2 separate regions of the Mus musculus genome follow, and region 2 is linked to region 1. A link is a loop called in an ENCODE intact Hi-C map of the cell type or tissue named here. Cell type or tissue: left cerebral cortex. All regions are shown on one strand.

Evidence for each region. A loop is a pair of places that touch in the nucleus more often than their neighbours do. Peaks named below come from ENCODE experiments on the same cell type or tissue, not always from the same donor. Only the 100,000 strongest peaks of a DNase experiment are listed, where the experiment ranks them.
Region 2: a loop joins it to region 1, with 6 times the contacts of the local background. A loop is called at or near these places in 3 of 42 quality-filtered maps.

Annotation. Positions count from the first base shown.
Region 1 is chr15:38,404,301-38,408,300 of GRCm38, forward strand. Gm41307 (a long non-coding RNA gene) reads right to left here and starts at 350. Exons shown (of 2, transcript XR_875181.2): 1 at 1-350. In left cerebral cortex, no CTCF peak of the experiment used is centred here; DNase peaks (open chromatin) are centred at 2,052, 2,398 and 3,388; H3K27ac peaks cover 355 bases.
Region 2 is chr15:38,297,841-38,301,840 of GRCm38, forward strand. It overlaps Klf10 (Kruppel-like factor 10), which reads right to left and starts at 2,871. Exons shown (of 4, transcript NM_013692.3): 1 at 2,719-2,871; 2 at 1-12. The coding sequence starts at 2,754. It overlaps Gm35248 (a long non-coding RNA gene), which reads left to right and starts at 907. Exons shown (of 3, transcript XR_001781645.2): 1 at 907-981. In left cerebral cortex, a CTCF peak has its summit at 2,128; DNase peaks (open chromatin) are centred at 992, 1,413, 1,972, 2,946 and 2 more places; H3K4me3 peaks cover 3,667 bases; H3K27ac peaks cover 3,599 bases.

The DNA.
Region 1 (4,000 bases):
TCTCTTCCTTTTGTCTTTCTTGGGTCCCTGACTCCTTCTCGTCCTGGGTCCACTAATATCTATACTTCTCATAATAATGATGCCTCCTTGTCTCTTCAGCTTCCTTCGGGATAGAATTAGTGAAATTACCCACCAGTCAGTAAAACAGAAACTTCTGACAGAATGTCCCCAGCTCTCCTACCATCACAGACCTAAACACACACACACACACACACACACACACACACACACACACACACCAATTTTGACTGACAATCCAGCCTTTCTGAAAACCCAACAACATTGTCTTGCCCAGCTCAACGAAGCTAGAGATTATTGATGTCCCTTATCCTCAACAAAAGGCTGGAATGTTAGGTACCCACCCCCAAAATGTCAGTCTGGGCTCAGCTCAGGATGGACTCTGACCAGGCAAACAGAAGGATTGCTACTGAAGGTCAGCATTCCTAGAAACCTTGTAAAGTGGGCTTCTGTTTCCCAGGAAAAGCCATTCCTTTCTTATCTGTCCCCTCCCGCCCCCTCCAGCTCCCTACCTCCAGAAAAGGCGTCCAGTTCCCTATTAACCCAAATAAGCCTGCAACAGATGAAAGCCCCAACTCCTCCCCTCACAGTTCCAGCTAGCAGGCTCCCCCCTGGCAGCTACCTGTGCCCTTTAAAACTGGCAGAGCTCCCATGCCCCTTGGCTCTCCTCTCTGTCCCGGGGAGAGATAGCCTTGACAGATATTCATTATTAGCTCTTTCTTTCCACCAAGGAGTGTCCTGGTTTCGTGGTTTTACTACGATCTCACACCCATCTTTAGCCAGACACACTTTACCATCTGTAAGGCCGAGCTTCTTCTTGAAGAGCTCTTCATGAGTCCAGAGGACCACACACCATCTCAGCAGACCCCCCCCCCTACACTGAGAAGATGGATAAGAACCACCACTAAGTGATAAACAATGCAAAGGCCCAAAGGCCCAAAGGTCACAGAGCTATGGATGGCCCAGGAAGAGACAAATCTACTGTTTGCTTCCTACTTTATTTCTGGATTAGGGTTCAAACCATACAAGATTGATAGAAAACTCCCAGGGAATGGCTGAGCTGACCGGGTACCAGCTCAGTCAGGCCAGGGGCAGAGTGGATGATGGTACCAGAGCATTTAGGAGAAACTCCAGCAAAAGAGGACAGCTGTGTCAGTTCTAAATATTTATTTCTATTTATTTTGTAGCACTGGACATTGATTGGAGCTAGAGCCTCAAACTTGTTAGCCAGCATTTTGCCATTGGAAAATTACTTTGAAGCTAATGTTTCCATTTATTTATTATTGGTGTGGGGAGACATATGTAGAGGTTAGACCTAAGACACAGCAGCAAACTCTCTTCTTCCACCACGGAGTCTTTACCTGCTGAGCCATCTCCTCAGCTGCCCCCCTGCCCGCTTTTGGAGACAGAGTTTCTCATGCAGTTGTCCAGCCTGCTCTTAAGCTCAGAGGAGCCGAGGCAAGCCTTGTGGTCGTTTCTCCTCACCCTCTCCAGCAGTTGGAGTTTACAAGCTGGTACTACCAGGTCTGGCATATTATGCTTAGTACCATATTGTACAAAATTATCTCATGTCCAGATAAAATCAATTGGATCTGGTGGGGAGACGGGAAGCAGGGTCTTTCTTTTTCAAAAGGTCAGGGTTAAATTGGAGTCTGTATTTTCCAAGACATGTTCTCCAGCAACCACCAGCGAGCCACCCAGGACACAAGCAGCGTTATCCCCAGGTCTTCTTAAGTGGGGATGAACAAACGGATGTGCTTCTGACCTCCAGCTTGCCCTGTGACCCCGGCACAGAGTTCTGTCCTGCTGGAAGGGGTGTGGTTAGAAACCAGTTTGGGTTCTTTCAGGTGAGAGCTCAGGTGAGAGGGTTGTGGGCACATGACTCAGGAGGACTGCTGCTTGCCACAGGACTTTTGACTCAGAGGATTGAGAAAGAGGCAATGCACCAGCACCCGAGCTGCAGGGCTGGAGCTGGAGCTGGCTCCGGCTCAGTGGCAGCCCTCCAGGTCTCCCCTGCCCACGCTGAGCAGGTCCTGGGCTCAGGCGTTCTCACCTCCTCGGCTGAACTCAAGCTGCTGAGGCTCAGCCGGCCTCAGCACAGCCATCCGTTCCTTGAGGACGGAGGAGGACAGGATTTGCAGACAGCCAGAGCCCCACTCCTCAGCTGAGCCTCACCCACTTCCCCTGCAGGCTCTGGGGCCTCTGCCCTGCATCTCTCTGGACTGAGCTTGTTGAACGTTACTGCTGGCTCACACTTCCCCAGCTTAAGAGTGAGTTTGACCCTGGAGGGAATTGGACCCAAAAGCTGCATTCATTTTAATAAGCAGTGACAAGCTCTGGGACAGGAGAGGCGAGAAAGCCACACTTGCAGTGAAGATGACCAGGATCCACACCTTCCCGCTCCCCATGTGCTATCTTCTCCTGTGAGTCACCTCCCAAGTCACCCACGCACACAAGCTGCTCCACCCACACAAGCTGCTCCACCCACACAAGCTGCTCCACCCGCAAACCCCAGGGGTCCTAACTGGTCCCTTTGCTTTGCTTTTATTCCTTTGTAGTTTTGTTTGTTGCTTTGTTTGTGAAAGGGTTGGCCTTGTATTTTCTATGCAGCCCAGGCTGGCCTTGAACTCCTAATCATCTTTCCTCCACCTCCCCAGTACTGAGATCCTGGGGATGTGTTCACCAGCACTGGATCTGATTTACCAAAGACCTAAGTACTAGGGACTAGTCAAGGAGTTTTCTCCCCAGTATTTTCTGGATATGCTGAGCGGTCCTGGATTTTTGCTACTGTTAGCACTCCATTTGGCAAATGAGGTAGATGGGACTGCCACAGATAGTCACTATCTATAAGGTAGATGAGGCTGGCCCCAGTATGTCAATATCTATGAGTGGTGGAGTTAAGTGTGAGGCCAGGGCTACTGGGAGTCCTATATCTAACATTACAAGGCAGCCAGGCTACCACCCAGGATGTAAGAGGCACCTTTCACCCCAAGATGCAGAGGGTAAACAAACTCATGCTCAGAACTCCCCTTTCCTTTACATATGTGGTGTTGCTGGGCCATGCTGGGTCCCTCTGCTGCTGCCGCTGCTACAAACATTCTGATGATCCATACAGACAATTGTGTAAAGTTTGTTCACAGGGCCAGGAGAGTGTCTCATATGCAGGACATCTGCACTAAACATAAGCTAACATTGAATGGATGATGAAGATCTTTAGACAAATACATGCCAGGCAGACAAGAGCAAATCCTAACGGAGGGAACTGAGCCAGATGTGACAAGGAGTTTGGAAGGCTGCAGTCACATGGGGATAGGAAAGCTTTTCTGTGGGGGAGGAGGTGGTATTTGGTCTGCACGCTGGGCCCAGGTGGGTTTCAGAGCATGGTTTGATGCTGAAGCATATGGTTTCAGCCCAGAGAGAAGAGAGCTGCCGGTAACAGATGGGCAAAAGTTCCCACAGCGGTACTGAGGTGTGGATTCAGAGGGACGTACAGCAAACCACAGGACTGCAGGAGGAGAGAGTGGTGTGGAGTGAAACCCTAATTCCCAGGTTCTGTGAACGGAGTCTCTACAGATGACCAAGTTTAAATGAGGTCATTAGGTCAGGGACTAATCTGCTATGACTGTGTCCTTGTGAAAAGGAAGGCGAATGGACAGACAGACAGACCACACACAGCACACAAGTGAGGGTGAAGGTAGAGCTCTGTTTGATAGCCAAAGTGCGTGAAAGTGCTGGGCCTTTCATGAGAACCATGCAACTGAGTTAGATCCTAGCCTCTGAGAGGAACCCACTGACTTGTCAGCCATCTCTGTCTCCAGTGCCTCCAGAAGTCCTGTGAGACTGTGTGCTTCTGTTGATCAAGCCACACTCTCGGTCATAAGTCACAGTAAACAGAAGTGCTCCTGCCTGTCAGGGGGCCGCTTAGCCTAGAAGCAGCTCTCCCCAGGTGCTATGGCAGAGTGCCTGTCCTCCACTGCAAGTG
Region 2 (4,000 bases), 110 kb before region 1:
CATTTTCCCCTCCTACAAAAACAAAAGTTGAAGCTAATCAGTTATCTGGTTATCCAAACCGCAGGAATGCCCAATGCTTGCTATTTTATTTCAAGGTTAAAGGCCACCTTATTACCAGTAAGGGAATTAAGACGAATGTCTTAAAATGTAATTTGACTTAAACTACTTCCAGGTTAAAGTGGTATCTAGTTACCTAAAGTCTGAAATTGGTAACTTCATCACATACGGTGGAGATTGAGTAAAATAAGTGGACACACACAAATACAGCCAGGCATGGTGGGATACATGTATAATCTCAGGAATGTGGAGGCCAAGAAGTTGGAAGTTGCATCTCAAAATGCAAAACACACAAAGCAACCAAAGAGGAAAAAAATATTTTATTTTGGTCAAGTCTCAATCTCTTAATATCTATGATTTTTATCAGATTTATTAAACACAATGCTTTTCTGTACCATAAGGGACCAGACAGGCATAAAATATGTTCTTGGGATATGCAAAAACAAACAAACAAAAAACCCCGAGTACAAGTTGGTTTTAATTTAATTAAAACATGATTTGATAACCGATCATGCTCTGTGTGCAACACCTTCGACCTAATGTCTCACATTAAAAGTTCCATGACCTGAATTTCAAAAGAATCACCAACCATCTCTACTTTCCTCTTAAAAAGAACTTCCAAATTCTTCTGGTTAAAGTAGAGGTTGCAAAAATTATGAAAAGCCTCATAAAGTGGGGGAGCCTGGAATATAAGGCTCCAGGCCAACTCTGGCTATATAACTAGTTCAGGGCCAGCCTGAACTCATAAAGACAAAGCAAAAACCTAATACATAAATAAAATGGCAATGATAATCTTAACGCTTTTCTAAAAATGCCTATCTTCCTGCTGAGTGTGGGAAAACAAGACACGGTTCTTGAAACATCACTAACAATGTAATTGCATAATCGTTCGCGCCTTTATGTAAGCTGCAATGGATGAAGACTGTAAGTGTAAAAAGCCTATAGTCACCAACTCAAAGAAAGAGGGGTGGGAAAAAAGGCAGCCAGGGGTGAAGAATGTGAGCCGGGAGGGGAAGCCGGGAGGGAGCGAAGAGCTGGTGCGAGGCAGGAAAGGGAAGCCGGGTGGAGGCAGAAGCGAGGCGGGGCGGGGCGGGGCGGGGCGCGGGAGGCCGGCGGGGGAGATCCTCGCTGGCGGGGACCGACCGATGGGGCCGCCCTAACCTCAATGAGGCTGGCGGGTGAGTCACCGGGAACACTGCCCGCCGCGCGCACGTCCCCGCGCCCCGCCCCTGCCATTGGCCGGCCGGCCCGCGGCCCGCGTCCGGATTGGCTGGGCGGGCAGGGTGGGGGCGCGAGGAGGAGGGGGCGAGGCATGTGAACAAAGCGTGATCAGCGACTGCTCCGGGCGGCGCAGGAAACGTGAACTGGGAATTGCCGCGCCGTCACCTTTCCCCTACTTCCTGAGCACGGGCCCCCGCCCCCGCTCGGCCGGGGAGGGGCCGCGGGCGCCGCCGCCAACCGCTCGCCAGTGCGCGCCGGGCGGCGCGAGGGCTGGGCGGTGTCGGCTCCCGAGTCGCCCGCCCCTTCCACCTCCTCCGAGCCGCGGTTCCCTTAGGAACCGACAGCAGGGCCGGGCCTCGTTCCCGCCCCTGGCGGAGGCCGGGGCTGGGTCACTCGGGGACGAGAAGCTCCCCGGGTGCACCCGTTCGCCGCCCATCCCTGGCCTCCGCCTCGGCTGCGGGAGGTGGGGCCGGGTCCCCGCGGAAGCCCGACCGCCGCCCTCCTCCTGCTCGCCGCCTCCGGGGAGCGGCCGGAGCCTGGGGCACTCCGCCCACTCGGCCCGCGGGACCTCAGCCTACCCGCATCTGCAGCATTCGTCCGACTGCTGTTTCCGGCAGCCTGAGCCCCCGCAAGCAGTCTCTGCAGGCTCCCAGACGTGCGGCGCCCACAGCACGGGCTCCAGGCGCGCGGCCCCACGGTTCCCGCCTCGACACGCGGCCCCCGCGTCTCGCGGTCCCGACTCCCCCGCCAAGCTGTCGGGCTCCAAGGCAGGACCCTGCCCCCTGCCAAGAGTAATCTATAGGCAGCCACCTGCCTCCGCCTCGGATGGGGAGTCCCCTCCCGACGTCTGCGGGGGCGCCGCGGCTCCCCTGGCGGCCGCAGAGTCCGCGTGCCTTCCATACCCCGCGCGAAGCCGGCCATCCCCTCCCCCAGCCCCGGGCTAGCCCAGCCCCGCGGTCTCCACCTGGCAGGGTTTCCCCCTCCCCCGAAGAGCAGGCGCCCTCCTCTCGGCTAGGCAGACCGTGAGTAGTCCTTGTCACCCCGGGTCGCATTCCTGGTGCAGACAGGGGCATCTCCCGCCAGAGCCAGGTGCAGGGCGCCCCCTCCATCTAAACCGCGCTTCCAGGGAGACAGCCCCTCCAGCTCACTCGTCTCCTGGGGTCTCCCTGAGAGTCCTCCTTGTCTCCTGGATACCCAGGATCGCTCTCCCCTGGTCCAGGTCCCAGGCTTCTTCCGACCCTTTTTTTTTTTTTTTTTTTTTTTTTTTTTTTTTGCACATGCCCTCGATGATATTCCAGCCTGCAGGGAGGAAATCCCTTGCAAGACCCCGCTGCAGCCTGGGTTCTCAGGCGTGGCTTATTTAGGGGCTCATGCTTCGCGCTCCGGCTGGCTCCCCTACACTGACCGGCAGGAAAGGACCAGCATCCTCAGGTAACTTACCGAAGCTTGCTGGAGAGAAGCGCCGAAGTTGAGCATGGTTGGCTGCCTGGCCGCAGGTCGCGAGCTGCCTGGCTGCTGGCTGCTTAGTTAGCCACAGACGGGAGCACTGAGACACTAGACGTCGACGCCACCGCGCTCCGCGCTGTCTGCCCCCCTCCCCGTGCAGGTAGCCGCTCTGCCTGCCCCGCGCCGCGGGCGGGGTAGAGGGCGGGGCCTAGTGTCGACCAATCAGCGGCAAAGGTGTGTGAGGCCTCAGCCAATGAGCTGGCAGAGCCACGCGTGATCAGCGGCTGCCCGGCTGCAAGAGGCTCTGTCAGTGGAGCGTGTACACAACCCGAGGCACCGTGTTCCCTCGGTCCAGCCCCGGGGAACTCCGGGGACCACCTGACTCCGTGACGCCCCTCGCCCAACCCTAGCCTTCAGTCCTCCGCCCATGCCCGGGGGCGGCGCCGGCGGCGGGGCATAGCTGGGAGGCGCGGTGGCGGCGACTAGGCTTTGCGGAGAGCCGGCCCCACGTGGGGGGTGGGAAGGGAAGCCCGCTCCGCCCAGTCCCCTTCGCGCCCACAGCGTCTGGGCCCGCCAGGGAGTGGGCGGGACCCCGAGCAGGAGGCGGAGGCGGAGGCTGCGAGCGCGGCTCCGAGCCACCAGACGTTCTTTGGCAGCGTGGTTCTCGTGGGTCTTGCGTGGAAGCAAGGGATGGATGAACCACTGAGCGGCATTTCTGAGCATTTGCCGGGTTTTGTCACTCTAAGCCGGAGGACTGGGGAGAACCAGGGCGAGATGGTGGCGGCGGGAGCCCTGTCACGGAACAGACACCTGCTCGCACTCACCGCCCACGCCCAAGGCGGCAGGCGCTGGCTCGTCCTCCCATCTGCAGCACAGGCACTAGCAGCAGGGCCCGCCTCTGCGCGTCCCTCCCGTCCTTCTGGGCGGTTGGAGTGGGGACTAAGGGAAGCCGGTACCAAAGAGCTAGTGGCGTGGCAGGGAGCCCCAGACCCGACGCTCGGTGGCAGAATCGAGTTTGAGTTTGATGTAGTTGAAGTTTAAAATACAATGTTCGAGCTATTTCCAAGGTGGACTCCACTTCCCCCACCCGCGGGACCACAGTCTTCGCCGACGCCCTACCAAGAAACCGCTTGAGGGGATGGGGTGAGGAAAGCATGCTTGCAGGTGGGATTCCTGACCCGGTCAAACATCGAGTTCCTGTCCCTGCCCCCTCCACCGCTCCAGGGATTGAGGGCAAGCTGAGCTTCTTAGGGAAGCCAGCTTGTGGGTGCAGCAG